Regions from separate parts of the Homo sapiens genome. Here region 1 is linked to region 2. Evidence: read pairs that join two places in POLR2A ChIA-PET (ENCODE). Cell type or tissue: PC-3. All regions are shown on one strand. Each heading gives the region's core, and the rest is flanking DNA. Links, peaks and the distances in the headings are about the cores only. Region 1 overlaps CCDC127 (coiled-coil domain containing 127). Region 2 overlaps TPPP (tubulin polymerization promoting protein).

Region 1 (5,342 bases), core at 1-5,000, 450 kb before region 2:
CTATGTGTGACATGGGGTGATAAGTGCCTGTCTACCTTGTTGGCTGTGGTAAACAATGAGATAATACATATAAAAATATTTTGTAAAGAGTGAAGAATTACACAAAAAGTGGCATTATTACTCATAAATGGCAAGTATTTTGAGTATATATCATTGCTAATAAGTATCTGCTTGCTGAATACAGACACAAGCCAAATTCCAAACACACATTAGGTAACAACTGGATACAACACACACACATTAGGTAACAACTGCATACAACACACACACATTAGGTAACAACTGCATACAACAAACACACATTAGGTAACAACTGCATACAACAAACACACATTAAGTAACAACTGGATACAAGAAACACTTGGTATTTCCCCTTTATGGAGTGAGAGAGATCTTTAAAATATAAACCCTTGATAATATAATATTACTACTTCCTATTACCTGTTATGCAGTTCTACACATTATCTGACAAATTCTTAATGTAATCTGGTGACAGAGAAAAATAATTTGAGGAGAAAGTATTTAGGGAGTGATGAAACAGACAGAAAATTACTTGTGGTAAGGACCAGTATTGTATTTGACTTTTTAAAAAACCATTTTTACCCTGGAGCTAAAATACGAGGTTATACTGTTCTGCTTAATACAATACTGGCAGCCTAAAAATGCTTCAAGAAACCATATCCCCAACAGCGGCAGAGCATCGGGAGGAGACCCTCTGTCTCTGAGGCTTCGGTGCACTTCTGCTCAGACGGTGGCGGGAGTGGAGGTCGCTGCTGAAGGGTGACGGTGTGGCCATGACACGGGCAGCACGGGAACGGAAGACGCCGGAGACCCAGAAGGCGCATGACTGCCTGGCCTCGAGTCACTAAAAGCAGTTTGATTTCACTCTTGTCTTACTTTTCTAGTATGGCTTCCTCTACTCTCTTAAACTTCTTCAGTTCGACAACGAGTTCCCAGTATTTGAGATAGAGCCACATGAGTCTGCCATTCTGGCGTTTGTTGGTGTTCCAGACATCACCACAGTATGTATCATGCTGAAATATGTCGGTGAGACCGGCTGCCATCTCTAGGTCAGCGGCGACGGGGTCGACGGACGCTCGCACCAGTAAGCTCTTCTCTATCTCCAGCCGCTTGCTGCGAGGAAGAAACAGACTGCAGTAGATATTCTGTCTTTCTGTGAGAACAGCTTCAAATTCTTTCAGCAAAAGCCTGGCTCTCCTTTGCCAGTTTTCTTCCCTTTGCAGGCAGCTCAAATACGCACTTCTCAAAGGCTGCACCTGTCTTTTTTCTTGCATCACCTGGGCCCGTTCCTGTTCCAGAAGCTTCTTTTCTTCTACCAACTTGCGTCCCTGAGAGATAAGGGCTTCTCGGTAACTAGCAGTTCTGTTTTGTTCCTTTTCGAGTTCCAAGGACAACTGAGCGACAGCACGCCGATTTTCTGAGATCATGGCGTGGTACTTGGCTTCCAGATCCTGTTGAAAAGCAGCAGTTCTCCGACGGTAGGCTTCTCTCTCTTTTTCTACTTCTTTCTGGGACTCCCTAGACCAAATCCAACCTGACATGAATGAAGAAAAATACACATAATGAAAAAGTTAGGGCTGAAGTTCTATAATCCTCACTTAAATCATAAGGCAGCTAAGGATAGTGTTTCAGTAAAAGCTTAAGACCTCGGCTGTACCAAGAAGATCACTTCTACGTGAAAATGTGTAACAGGCCAAGTTCTTATCTGAAAACCAGGTAAGGGCTGGGTGACCAAAAGACCCTAACCCTAGCCCTTTCCGTCTTCTAACTGTTTGTTGCTAAGAAGATCTACCACCATTTGCCTGCTCCGGCTCTAGTACAATTGGCAAAGTTTAAAATGTTTGGGTCGACTTCAACTACCGTTGGCCAGGTTCTTATAAAAGTTGTATTTAGCTTTGCCCGGTGGCGACTAGTAAACGGCCTGAGTTTGAGACACTGCTTATGTTCTGATAAGGACACATAAAAATAAAGTGGGTTAAGAAGTTCAGCCTCAAGACACAGTGGGCCTCTTTCCTCAAACTGGAGACTGCTGGAATCTCACGAAAACGGGACGAAGATTGCTGGGAGGCTGGAGGGGGCACTGCCCGGCTCTGCCCCCTACACCAAGGAGCAGCAGGGCTGGCCTGCACTGCAGAGAAATCCAGCGCCTCTAAGACCGGATGACTCACACAGCCTGCTGGCCAGCAGGCACCTGGCTCCGTATAGAGCCACCAACCCTTTGTCCATCCCACAAGTAAGAGTTGGATGTGTTTCAACAATAAAAAAAGACCGTGTGATAACAGTTCCATCCACATTCCGAACTGATGCTGCTCAATAATTTCATGCATGTTGGAGCAACTGCATGCTAAGTCTTAGTTTTCCAAACAGCGACGTGTTCTGCTTGTACATTCTAAAAGCAGCACGGAGTTGAGTCTTCTGGAAAACAGAACTGTTTGGCAAATTTTCAAAGCCCAAGGCCCCAAAAGCCACTGAGAGCAGCAGTCTGGGTTCCCTCGTGTGCTTCTATCCTGTAACCCCTCCCCTACTAACTGTGGGACTCCCTCGTCTGCAGCCCCTTCTAGAACCACTGGAGTTTCTATCAACTTTAATGGTTCTCTTCCTCCTCCTGCTGCCTCCCCCAACCCAGGTGGTGTCCTTGACATTCAATTATTTTCTCCCGGGTCATTAATGGTCACCTTTTTCTTCCAGGTCATTAATGGTCACCTTTGCTTTTCTCCCGGGTCATGAATGACCTTTGTGGGAGCAATTCCATAACAGCAAGATTTCCATTAGCCTGAAAGCCAGTCCCCCTTGGATATGCTGTTGACACTTCACTGAGTAAGCACAAAACCAAACTCATCCTTCCTCAACCAAAAATAGCTGCTAGTCCTACTTCAGATGACAACTCAAACTCACGTCACCTTTATCTCCTCCCTTTGACGAGAGCTCACAGGCAGGGGCCTGACCAGGAAAGAAGCTGTTACAACGTCACTTGATAAGCACTGAGGGGTTTGCAAAGGTATGTGAGGAGAGAGAAGGGAAGGCTCGTCTGGTTTTGGTGAAGTCAAGAACGGCTTCCTAAAAAGGTGAATGAACAAAGTCTAGAAGGCTGAAGGCTGAGCAGAAGCTGCAAGGAAAAGTCACCCGAAATTAAACGAGCAAGGCAGGCGAGAGCATCGGAGAGTGAGAGCTTCCAGGAGCCGGATGTGCCTGGGGACGGGGCTTATGTCAAGGACAAGCTGGAGCTGCCTCTGGAAAGTCACAGGTGCCAAATGAGAGGGGCCCCCAGGAGACCCGGACAAGGAGCACGGGATATGTTCTGCAGCCACGAGGAGTCAAAGGAATTAACGTGACTTAAGAGCATCCAGGAGGTGTGGAGGGGTGGAGGTGGGGCTGCGAGGGGTGGCGCCGAATCAAGAGGAGACAGGGAGCTGCTCCCTGATACAATCTGGGGACGATCTCAGTCGAGTCACATCATTGACACACCAAACCACTGGAAAACTAACACAGACAATGACGCACACGGTTAAACGTCAGACCCCACCATACAGGCTGTGGTTACTGGTAAGTTTTTGGCTGGACAGGGAGCCAGGCAGGGGAGGCTACAGGCAGCTTTGCAGAGGAAAGTGTGGCAGGACAGGCTGGATGTCAGGAAAACCTGAATTCCGAGTCTGACCTGACAGACTTTGGGCACACGCAACTTTTCAAAGCCTCAGTTTCCGGTGAGACTCCTGCTTCTGGGAAGACGGAGTAGACATCCTCCCTATTCTTCTTCTAAGTAAACTAAAAATCCTGGACATCATCTGTAAAACAAGATGACTCTGAAAGATGGAGAGAAGGCAGACTGGCTTGGGTCCTTGGGACCCCAGGAACAACACGGGGGCAAGTCCTCTAGATTTTCATTTTGCCTCATAGATCCCATACTTGGAGCTGAAGACACAGTCAATTGGAAATCTCAACGGGTGCAGACAAAAAAAGAAACTCCAACAAAGCCTGCTGTCTCTGCCCAAAGGACCACGATAGAGGCCTGGCAAGAGAGAAAATGTTCCGACAGTAATCACTCTACATCAGCCAAATAACACAGAAAAAACTACGGCCCCACCTCCACCCACATGGGCAAAGGCTGGATGGAGCTGAGGCTCCCACTCCCACCCAGCAGCAAACACAGGGTGGGGTCGGGGGGAGCCATGTGGGGAGCAGTGCTGAGGCCTTCCCAGCCGGGGGGCACCAGTAGAGGCCGGGGGGCTGGAACTCCCATCCTTTCCTCGGGGGCCCATGGGGGCCAGAGGCTGAGTGGGGAGCCTGGACTTCCATCCTCACCTGGCAGTAAGGAGGCTGCGTGGCCCTTCCCCTGCCAGGGCGCCATTCAAGAAAGCCAGCTAAGACCGAAGGTTTAAATAAAAACCAGTGTTTCAGCACGTAATGCCCCAAATGCGCAGGTTCAAACAGAAAATCACTCCTAGTACCAAGGGCCAGGACGGGTCACACTAAATGAACAAAGATGATCAACAGATGCCAAGACCTGGATGAGAGATGGCAGTATCATCTGACAAGGACTTCAGAGCAGCTGCCATGACAGAGAGCCTAAGAAAATAAACACAAGACGTAAAGAAGAACCAAATGAAAATTCTGGAACTGAAAAACAGAACAACTCGAAGAAAAACTGGAATGACGGAATCAGGACTCCCCCACAAACACAGAAACAACCCTTCGCAGCCTGGCCACACACATCATTCCACAACACATAGGACTCCCCCACAAACACAGAAACAACCCTTCGCAGCCTGGCCACACACATCATTCCACAACACATAGGACTCCCCCACAAACACAGAAACAACCCTTCGCAGCCTGGCCACACACATCATTCCACAACACATAGGACTCCCCCACAAACACAGAAACAACCCTTCGCAGCCTGGCCACACACATCATTCCACAACACATAGGACTCCCCCACAAACACAGAAACAACCCTTCGCAGCCTGGCCACACACATCATTCCACAACACATAGGACTCCCCCACAAACACAGAAACAACCCTTCGCAGCCTGGCCACACACATCATTCCACAACACATAGGACTCCCCCACAAACACAGAAACAACCCTTCGCAGCCTGGCCACACACATCATTCCACAACACATAGGACTCCCCCACAAACACAGAAACAACCCTTCGCAGCCTGGCCACACACATCATTCCACAACACATAGGACTCCCCCACAAACACAGAAACAACCCTTCGCAGCCTGGCCACACACATCATTCCACAACACATAGGACTCCCCCACAAACACAGAAACAATCCTTTGCAGCCTGGTCACAAACATCATTCCAT
Region 2 (5,376 bases), core at 125-5,124:
AGTCCCAGCTTCTTGGGGGGCTGAGGCAGGAGAATCGTTTGAACCTGGGAGGCGGAGGTTGCAGTGAGCCAAGATTGCAGCACTGCACTCCAGCCTAGACGACAGAGCAAGACTCCGTCTCAAAAAAAAAACAAAAAAACTCCATTTGATTTTTTTCATTAGTTTTATATCCCATTATGTTCACGTTTCCATTAACTGCTTAACCATGTTTTTAACAGGTTTACTAGAAATTCCCAACTGTTCCAAAGTGGTGGTACCCGCAGGCCCGACTGCTAGTTGTGTATGACCACGTCTGCCGGTCCATGTTTTCAGCACCCATTGCCTGAAGTGTTAGCACCTTCACTCCGGTGGGTGTGGGGTAGTGGAGGGAGTGGGGTGGTGGAGGGCGCGGGGTGGCGGAGGGCGCGGGGTGGTGGAACGTGTGGGGTAGACCTCTTTCTGGTTTCATTGGCTTCTCCTTGTTCAGCACCTTCTCATGTGTCTGCGGCTCATTGGGATTTCCTGTTTGTAAAGTACCTATTCAAGTATTTTCCCTACTTTTCTATTGGATGGTCTGTCTCATTTATTTGCAGGTGTTATTTATGATTCTGGGTAGTAGTGCTTTGTGAATTACATTTGCAAATAGCTTTTCTTGTCTTTTTACTTCAATGGTGTCTTTTAAGAGAAATTTTAAACTTTAATATGGCCCAATGTATCAATATTTTCTTTTATGATTAAAGCATTTTGGATCCTAATTTTTAATAATCTTTACTTTGCCTTGATCATAAAGATACTCTGTTACCTTCCAAAGGATTTTATAGTTTTGTATATTTTGGATTTTAGATATAGATTCTACCCAGAATTGATTTTTGCGCCTGTTGTGAAGCTTAAGGATCCAGTTTCATTGTGTTGCAGACATAAGCCCAGTTTTCCCAGTCCCGGCTGCTGAAGATTCCTTTGTCAGGATGATCTCTGTGTCCGTTTCTGCATCTCCTTGTCTGTCTCTGCCAATACCACACACTCTGGGGCGCGTACCTCCATCTTATGTTAGGATGTCTTGGCTGTTTTTGACCCTTTGTGTTTCATACATTTTAGAACTAGCCGGTCGAGTTGGGATTTTGTTTGGGATTGTGTTGAACCTGTAGATCAACTTGGGAATCATTGACGTACTTGCAGTACTGGGTTTTACAAGCTCTGAACATGGTATCTGTCTCTCCAAATGTTAGGGCTCCTTCAGCGGGTGTTCATACAGCCTGATACTTTTCACAGTGGTCTTGTATGTCTTTTGTTACATTTAATCCTAGGTCCTTGTTATTTTGCGATGCTGTTTTTAAAAATGTGCTTGGATTTCATTTTCCTAATTATGTGTTGCCATTTCATGGAAATTCATTTTTGTGTATTAATTTGTATCCGGCAGTCTAGTAATTTTAATCATTTGCCTGTAGCTGTTTCCTCATTTTTAGGCACACAGTCATGTTTTCTATGAGTAATGGGTTTTCTTTCCCATTCCTGTTGTTCTGGATTTTTACTTTATGTTTTTATTTTTGTTTTGTTTTTTGCTTTTCTACACTGGTCGGAACCCCTAGTGCAGTGCTGATTAGAGGTGGTAACAGAGTGGGCATCGTTGTCTTCTTCCTGATATTCAAAGGGGTGATAAATTCTCACCATTTATCCACTCACTTGTAATGGATTTTTTTTGCTTGTTTTAAAGCTTCTTCTATCAATAATTCGCCTCAAGAATGGATGACTTTTATCACTTTTTCTGCAGTGATGGAGATGACCATGATTTTTATCATTTAATATATTGATGTGTTTAACGACCATAATTTGCTTTTGTTAAAAATAAACCTTGAATTTCTGAGATAAGTCCAACTTAATAATTATGGATTTTCTTTTACATACATATTGTTATATTTGGTTTGTTAATATTTTGTTTAGCATTTTGTGGCCCAGCTATACTACCTAGCACCTGTGTTTGGGCCCTGATTTCCTCGTCTGTACAATGGGGAAATAGTGGCTTCCTCACAGGATTGTTGTGAAGGTGAAATGAGTTAGTATGAATAAGACTCTCGGGCAGCATCTGGTGCGTCCTGAGCACTGGGTAGCTGCGTGCTCTAGTACAGTGGTTAGTATCTCTCTTCACGGGTGACAGCCACTTACGATTTTCCTTTGTAATGCTGTTCTTGAAAGGATTCGCATCTTTACACCACCGTAAAATGAGCTAGGTTGTGTATTCTTTCTCCATTCTCTAGGAGAATTTACTTAAGATTATAATTATTTCTTCCATGGATGTTTGATGGAACTTGCTGGTGAAGTCACTTGTGCCTGGAACTTTCTTTGTCAGGAGGTTTGACTACTGATCCAGTATAACTCAGTGTTCCAGGATGTGGCAGAACCGTTCACACAGACCATCCTTATGTCCCCCCTGCCTTTACGCTGCATATCCCTGAGTTGGGCTGGGGCCGTGTGACTACTGAGCAACAGCCTGTGTGTGGGACTGAGGTGAGTCATTTCAGGGCCAGAGCAGCGGGAGCTGGTGCGTCACTGTGATAGCTTCCCTGCCAGTGACCTGGGCAGCTGCATCACAGGATTAGGAAGTCTGTTTGTCTTCTGTTAGAAGAGATCTCTTGTTATTCCTGAAGTTGGACGTTGTGTGAGTAATACATTTTGTGTGTCCAGCCACTGAAGTGTTAGGGGTTTTCTTTTGTAGCTGGCAGTGACTTCCCCTAAGTCACAGGGCTGAGCAGGCTTTCCATTTCTTTTCGAGTTAGTTTTTGTAAGTTATGTGTCTCTAAGAATTGGTCCATATTGTCTTAATTTTCCATTTTGGGGGGTATAACACACATAATTTGAATGGCTTCAACATTTGAAGTTGTGTGTGTCCCTGTGGCAGAGATGTAGGGACAGTTGTGTCCCTTCAAGCGAGACCTTGCCATCCAGGGGCAGGGAGTACAGGGGTAGAGACCATCTCCAGCCACCATGCTGTCAGGCTGTGCCTGGGCTCTGGAGCTGAGGACACACTCATCCAGGCAGCTGCAGCCAGTGTCCAAGCAGGCAGGGCCTGGGCCTAATGCGAACCACAGGGAGCTCCCTAGCAGGTCATCTCCAGAGCCTCCCTGAGGCCTCCCGGCCTCCTCCCCTTGCTGCTGTTCAGGGGCATTCCTCACCAGTGAGCCTCTTGTGATACAAAGGCCACCTCAGCATCTGCCTCCCGGGGACTCAGCCCATTCTTGGCCATTCTTCATATTCGTTATTTGAACTTTCTCTTCAGTCCTTTCAAAGAAACACCCTTTGCCTCCATTTTCTTTTCAATTTCTGATCTGATCTATCATTAGCCATGCTGAAATTACAAATAAATATGGGTTAAAATATTATTTTATCAATTTCCCTGTTCTGTGTTTCTTTCTCTTGTTTTATCAGCAAAGCTGATTTTTTTTTTTTTTTTTTTTTTTTTTTTTTTTTTTTTTTTTGAGATGGAGTCTCGCTCTATTGCCCAGGCTGGAGTGCAGTGGCGTGATCTCGGCTCACTGCAAGCTCCGCCTCCCGGGTTCACGCCATTCTCCTGCCTCAGCCTCCCGAGTAGCTGGGACTACAGGCGCCCGCCACCACGCCTGGCTAATTTTTTGTATTTTTAGCAGAGACAGGGTTTCACTGTGTTAGCCAGGATGGTCTCAATCTCCTGACCTTGTGATCTGCCCGCCTCGGCCTCCCAAAGTGCTGGGACTACAGGTGTGAGCCACCGCGCCCGGCCTCAGCGAAGCTGATTGATCCACCATCTCATTAGTTTAAATCTGCCATCTCATTTTGTGCTGTTTGTTCTATTCATGGTTTTTTCCCTCTTCACTTTTGCCACTTTTGGATGATCTCCTGTCATCCCGCATGTCCCTCTGCTCGTTTGGAGACTGTACTCTGCTTCTGTCCCATGCTTATGGCATGTGTGCGTTTAGTCCATGCTCTCACCCACCTCTGGGGTTGGTTCCTGGAGCGCGAGGCGCGCGTCCCTCTCCATGCTCCTGTTCTGCTCACCTGTGGGGGTTCCCAAGTATTTTTATGAAACATTTTAATCTCACAAAGTATTGATATAGCCACTGTTAATTTGGAGTTATTGACCTATTTATTCTCTTTGCTCCACTTTCTTCACAAACCAGACATGCCATTTGAGATCACCTTTGCTTTCTGCATTTAGAATTTCTTTAAATGTCTGCTGGTGGCAAATTCTCTTTTCATTGTCCAAAAATGCCTTTATTGTATCCTCATTTTGGAAAACTGTTTCGCTGGGCTAGTATCTCAGGTTGGCATTTTTTTTATAGCAGCCTGTGATGACATTGTCCTGTTTTGGGGGCTCTGGTGGTGTTCACAGTGTTCATGTCCATTCCCCTTGAATCTAGACCCCACCCAGGGCTACACCAGTGCTAGAGCAGGACTCACACCTGACAGATGGCTGGTCCGCCTGCTCCTCCTTCACGGTCCTCCTGTCTAGATGAGGAAGCGAGAGACTCCCTCGGGAAAAGGCGACACAAGGGCCTTGGCCCTGTGAGCTTCAGCCCAGTGGAGGCACTCAGCACACTCCCCACCTGGGGCCCCTCCAGTACCTATCCCCTGTTATCACCTGTTACAGACACGTGTGCTCTGAGGAACAGAGAAATCCATGTTTTAACACCTTTATTTGTCACTTTACCAACTTGACACACAATGTTAACGACAGCAGACACAGGAGCAGTGTGCACACAGACACGAGCTGTTTCACTACAGGTTTGCAAGCCAGGCTCAACAGCAAGTCCAACAGGCAACACCACACCTCTCACCTGCAGGAGGAACAGCAGGGCCACCCCACCCCGCGGACGTCCGCGGTGAGTGCGGTTTAGACATCAGCAGAAGTGGCTTTCAGAGTCAGAACAGCCATGACGTGGACATCACCCGTCACACTGATAAAGTGATGCACTCAGTACTCCCTAATGTTAATCACACAGTGTAAAAATATATTGCACATATATATATATATATATATATATAAATTTGTTTCCCTTTCTTGAAAAAAACTTAGTACAAACTAGTAGTTACACGATCCCTTTCAAGTTTCTCTTAAGTTGTGCAGATTTCCTTTGTGGTTTGGCTTGGTTTAGTTTTTTAAGAGGTCGAAAGAAAGAAGTAAAGCATCTCGATGTGCCCAGGACTCCCCATCACATGCCCAGGGACAAACGCTGCACCCTGGACCACCAGAGCTCACAAAGTGTTCAGTAGTAAGAGGAGGAAAGATGCAGGTTCAGTGTTTGAAGGACGTTCTAGCCTATTGATAACATCACGGTCCAGCCTCATCTTCCCCCTGTGCCATCCCCTCGTGGTGTGTGCTGTGGGGTGGGAGGGTGGCCAGTGCACGCGTGATTGCCCACAGGAGGA

The links. Peaks named below come from ENCODE experiments on the same cell type or tissue, not always from the same donor. Only the 100,000 strongest peaks of a DNase experiment are listed, where the experiment ranks them.
Region 1: POLR2A ChIA-PET joins it to region 2 with 5 read pairs; 1 of 35 experiments calls an interaction of 5 or more read pairs at or near these places.

The regions. Positions count from the first base shown.
Region 1 is chr5:204,404-209,745 of GRCh38, forward strand. CCDC127 (coiled-coil domain containing 127) reads right to left here. Exons shown (of 3, transcript NM_145265.3): 3 at 1-1,555. The coding sequence ends at 894. Among named protein-coding and RNA genes, the nearest start is that of CCDC127, 11 kb to the right of the region's middle. RefSeq lists a silencer at 3,364-3,689. In PC-3, for the core only: no CTCF peak of the experiment used is centred there; no DNase peak of the experiment used is centred there; H3K27ac peaks cover 2,553 bases.
Region 2 is chr5:655,238-660,613 of GRCh38, forward strand. It overlaps TPPP (tubulin polymerization promoting protein), which reads right to left. Exons shown (of 4, transcript NM_007030.3): 4 at 4,625-5,376. It also overlaps a transcript of CEP72 not described here. Among named protein-coding and RNA genes, the nearest start is that of TPPP, 35 kb to the right of the region's middle. In PC-3, for the core only: no CTCF peak of the experiment used is centred there; a DNase peak (open chromatin) is centred at 2,534; H3K27ac peaks cover 2,602 bases.